2 separate regions of the Mus musculus genome follow, and region 2 is linked to region 1. The links are chromatin loops, found by intact Hi-C in ENCODE. Cell type or tissue: left cerebral cortex. All regions are shown on one strand. Region 1 holds the start of Ech1 (enoyl coenzyme A hydratase 1, peroxisomal). Region 2 overlaps Actn4 (actinin alpha 4).

Region 1 (2,500 bases):
CACCCTTGGCTAGACACCCCTGTAGGTTTTGAAAGGTCCAGAGCCTCATTCAAGGTTACAGATCTACTGCGGTTAATCCAACTTCAGGATCCTAGCAGGTTCTGTTGAGCTAATTTCTATGCTTGAATTTGTGGTAGGGAGGGAATTCTGGGCTTTGAGCCAACTCCTGAGTACACACACCCACACACGGGTGAATGTTTTAAATTAGACTGAAAAAAAAAAAAAAAGAAAAAAAAAAAAAGCTGGGCATGGTGGTGCAAGCTGTTAAATCCCAGTGCCCAGGAGGCAGAGGCAGACAGATCTCTGTGTTCCAGGCCAGCCTGAACTTGGTCTACAGATCAAGTTCCGAGATAGCCAAGGCTACACAGAGAAACCCTGTCTCAGAAAACCAACCAAACAAAAACCCACTGAGGACTAATGGCGTAGCTCAACAGTTAAGAACCTATATACTTTTTAAAAAAGATTTATTTATTATTATATCTAAGTACACTGTAGCTGTCTTCAGATGCACCAGAAGAAGGCATGAGATTTCATTACAGATGGTTGTGAGCCAACACTGTCAAATTGATCACACCCAACCTGTTAGTCCAGCCCTAGGGGGATTTTTTTTTTTTTTTTTTTTTAAAGATTTATTTATTTATTATATGTAAGTACACTGTAGCTGTCTTCAGACACACCAGAAGAGGGCATCAGATCTTGTTACAGATGGTTGTGAGCCACCATGTGGTTGCTGGGATTTGAACTCCGGACCTTTGGAAGAGCAGTCGGGTGCTCTTACCCACTGAGCCATCTCACCAGCCCTAGGGGGATCTTATGTTACATATTATTATATAATCATAAGTCTTTAAAAAATAAATAAATAAAAATAAAAACTTTCATTGAGAACCACTATGGAGCCAGCAAGATGGCTCAGCAGGAAAAGGAGTTTGAAGGCTTGCAGGCGAGCAGGACCAGCATCCAGGTCCACTTGATCATGGGGAAGGATAGAACCAGCTTCCAAAAGCCGTCATCTAACTTTTGCACACGTGTGCATGCACGCGCACACAAAAATAAAAGTAACTTTTTCTTTTTGGTTTTTCTAGACAGGATTCCTCCGTGCAGCCCTGGCTGTCCTAGATCTGGCTCTGTCATCCAGGATGGCCGTGAACTCCCAGAGAGCCACTGGCCTCTGCCACTCCAGTGCTGGGACTAAGGGCACATGCCACCGGCCCAGTATTTTTGTTTCCTTCTAGAAACAAAAGGAGGCCAAAGCATTGAGTCATGTTTACAATCCCAGCATCAACATTTAGGAAGCTGAGGCAGGAGGATTACTTCAACTTCTAGAGTAGCCTAGTCTAAATAGAGAGTTCCAGGCCAGCCAGGGGAGGGAAAAAAAAAAAGAGTAAGTGACAAAATCAGCAAAGAAAACTGCTAGCATGGCTGCCCCAGCAGGGGGAGAGGCGCCAGCAGGCAGACAAGTACCTGAAGTGAACATCTTTCCTGCACCGGAGACTACAACAGCCCGGCAGTCCGAGTCTTTGGATATCTTTTGGAAGCATTCCACCAACTCCCTGCAGAGGCATAAGAAGTAAAGGGTTATATCTGGAGTGGGAAGCCCCTGTCCCTGCCCACCTCTGTCTCCTCTAGCAGATAGGCTTGTGGGCTTGCAGGCCAGACCTCCAGAAAGCCCTGTTCATGGCATTCCTCTTCTCTGGCCGGTTTAGCTGCACGTGGAGAACATGCTTCTGGGCACTTGTGACTTGAATAGACTCATAGTTGTGGTCTGAGACTTCCTCGGGGGCTCTCTTGGAGGCCTCTTGTGCAGAGGAGCTCAGAGATCGAAGGCTGATGTTGAAGTACAGCTGGCTGGTACCTCTCAGCTCTGGGGAGACAAGGAAGAGACTTTGAGAGCCTAGAATGGGGACATTTTAACAGTATATGCTCTTTAGGGGCGCTGGCATGACCAGACATAACTTTTAAGATTAGGGTATGCAAGCCAGGAGGTGGTTGGGAGGCAGCATTTGGAAGGCAGAAGCAGTCCGATCTCAGATCGAGGCCAGCCTAGTCTGCAGAGAGTTCCAGGATAGCCAGGCCTACACAGAGAAATCCTGTCTCGAAAAACCAAGTTTCAGTCTGAGACTACATTAGACCCTTGTTTGTGGAAATGACCCAAGATTGGGGACAAAGAATTCAGGTTGAAAGACAGACCTAAAAAATTATAATTTCATTTTAAATTACAAAAGGACTCCTGAGTTTAAAGCGACCCAGGCAGACTTCCCGTCTTATCGCCGCTATAACAAGACGACACAAAAACGAGCCCCCACGGATTAAGGGGTAACTCACGCTGCATCAGCAGGCCGCGGAGTTTACTGGAAACTGTCATCGCGGTAGCCATTTCTGGAGCTCCGGAGCTGTGCGACTTACTCCCGAAGAAAAACTTAGGGGGCGGGCACGAACGTTCGCCATGTTGGTCAAGGGCACCGAAGCCACCGCGGCCACCGCCCTTTAGCAGCGAGGTCCC
Region 2 (2,500 bases), 75 kb before region 1:
CCTTGTGGTTAAGCCCTCCAGCCTGGGGCGGGGGTGGTAGGCCTATGGAGTCTGTTTTCCAAGTCCACCTCTCGCCTCCTGGTGCCAGCCCTGGCCTGAGGGTGGCTGGCAGTTGCTAGGCAGATGAGGCTGGGAGTGGCTGAGTGGGGGTGGCAGCAACTCTTTCCATTCTTAACCATCATCTTGCTAAAATTCAGGATGGGCAAGGCCGCATAGATGTTGTTGCTGGCACTGTTTTACAAAGGGGAGATTGGCCAAGGGGTGCCAACTGTTTGCCCCAGGTGTTCTGGGGGCTGATCTGAGGGTAAGCCCAGAGGCCATTGGAAACAGGGCTCCTTGAGGGAAAAAGTGGAGGCCTGACTGCCATCCTGGCTGGCATTTCCCTCAGTAAGTAGCCTGTCGTCCCTTAACTTACTAGTAGGCTGCTTGGGCTTTTGCTCTGGGCATGTAATTAGCCCGGCTCCAGGACTAATAACAGTGTTTCTCCCTTCCTTCAAAGGGTTTGGACAGCCCCACCCACTGTGCCAAGAAAGCGGGTGGGGCGACAAGACTGGGTTAGGACCACCACCCAGGAGAACTGGCTCTAAAAAGCTGGCGCAGGCACAGCTCCTGGGCCCAGACTCCAGGCTTGTCCCTTTCCTGATCCCCATAGGCCTGGCTAAAAGCCCAAGGCTTCTCTCAGTCACCATGTCCACAAATGGGTGTCTGTAACTTTTCGGCCTTGGTATCAACCCTTCTATCCTGGTTCTCTTACCAGTAAGAGATACTATTTAGAGCATAGTAGTTACACTGTGATATCTGTCTCAGGCCCGTAAACACCAAGTATCAGTAAGTCTGTACAGAACTGCACAAAACATAAATGGGCTTGGAGTTTCCCCAAGGGCAAGGAGGAAGGTTCCAGTACTAGGCTCCATCCTCTGCGGTAACAAATGTCCATTCTGCTGCACCTCGGCCTGTCAGACAGCTCTTTGACTGTTACGGTGCCTCTGCCACACCTGTAGGGAAGGAGGCCATGCTGAAGCAACGGGACTACGAGACAGCCACCCTGTCAGACATCAAAGCTCTGATCCGAAAACATGAGGCCTTTGAAAGTGACCTGGCTGCACACCAGGACCGAGTGGAGCAGATTGCTGCAATTGCTCAGGAGCTCAAGTACGTGTGCCCCTATGGCATCATCAGCGGCGAGCTTGGTTCTGTCCCCAGCTCTCAACCCTGGCTCCTCCTAAACACCGGGAGAGCCTTACAGAATGAAGGCTTCTGCCCATGCTGTCCCAGCACCAACAGGCAGAAGGGACCTAGGTTCTCCAGCACAGGCATGACCTCAGATTCTAAGGGTGCCTGTCTCCCCAGCCTGCCACCCTGTGTGGGGAGTGCTGTACAGTGAGCCTGTTGTTCTGCCTGCTCCTGTCCCTCCTGCTCAGAATACAGTCACTGTAAGGGTTTCCAGGCAGCCAGTGTCCCTCTCTTCCCCTGCCCAGTCACATAAATTTGTGCACACAGTTAGTACACTGCACCTCAAGAGCCAATGAATGGGGCCCTTATTACAGTGGCCAGCAACAAGGCGGGGCCAGGGAATGGGAGGCCTGGTCCATTACATCATGGAAAATCCACAGGCCCTGAAGGGAGCTCCCAAAATAAGATCCTTGGCTGGAGCTGCTCTTTCCGCAGACACCCCCACCCACTATTCACCCCAAACTTGAGCAATTCTGCAAGGCCTTCCCACCCTTGCCAGTGGGACCACAGAAACAGGGCTAGTTTCTTCCTGCTTCCCACTACAGTTGGCCACAGTTTGCACATTTGCATACCAGAGGTTTTTGTGACCAATAACTTTGGTACCTTGGGGTTACCCTCCAGAGACCTGCTCGTCCAAACCAAGGAAAGAAATGCAAGTAGCACTTACATATGAGTGACAGGTGAGATGCCCCTGAAATAAAGACTTGGAGAGCTGGGCTAGGCTACTCTTCAGATACTAGGTCCCAGCCTCATGAGGCCTGTTCCCCTGAGGCAAGGTCAGGCAGCCCCAGAAACAAAATTCTAGACATGGCCCCAGAGGAAGGAAAGGAGGCTACCTGGGTGCCATCCCATTGTTGGGTATACAGCAGTATCACAGAACTCTCTGGAGTCCATGCCTAACCAACAAGAATGTTACATTTATCGGCCCAGCATTTCTCAAGTCAGCCAAGCAAGTGCCAGGGTGCAGTGTGTGCATGCTTCAGAGGGAGACAGAGTGCATGTACCTGCGTCTCCTCTGTCATTGTCTGTGCCTGTCACAAAGCTTAACTTATACACCAGCCACATCAGAGATTAGCAGCAGCAATAAAATAGTACAGCTAGATGTTTTGTTTTGTTTTTTTCCAAAGACAGGGTTTTTCTGTGTAGACCAGGCTAGCCTCAGACTTGATCCTCTACCCCTCAGTACTGGGATCAAAGACATGGGTCACCACATCTAGCTTTAGAATAATTTTGTAATAAGATTGTAGCTGGTCTTTGCTACGTTGTG

What was found. Peaks named below come from ENCODE experiments on the same cell type or tissue, not always from the same donor. Only the 100,000 strongest peaks of a DNase experiment are listed, where the experiment ranks them.
Region 2: a loop joins it to region 1, with 3 times the contacts of the local background. A loop is called at or near these places in 3 of 42 quality-filtered maps.

The regions. Positions count from the first base shown.
Region 1 is chr7:28,825,235-28,827,734 of GRCm38, reverse strand. Ech1 (enoyl coenzyme A hydratase 1, peroxisomal) reads right to left here and starts at 2,397. Exons shown (of 10, transcript NM_016772.1): 1 at 2,323-2,397; 2 at 1,657-1,861; 3 at 1,462-1,550. The coding sequence starts at 2,374. In left cerebral cortex, a CTCF peak has its summit at 1,411; DNase peaks (open chromatin) are centred at 1,529, 1,717, 1,974, 2,469 and 1 more place; H3K4me3 peaks cover 1,096 bases; H3K27ac peaks cover 1,417 bases.
Region 2 is chr7:28,900,529-28,903,028 of GRCm38, reverse strand. It overlaps Actn4 (actinin alpha 4), which reads left to right. Exons shown (of 21, transcript NM_021895.3): 12 at 1,002-1,152. Among named protein-coding and RNA genes, the nearest start is that of Gm44700, 13 kb to the right of the region's middle. In left cerebral cortex, no CTCF peak of the experiment used is centred here; DNase peaks (open chromatin) are centred at 28 and 1,538; H3K27ac peaks cover 2,500 bases.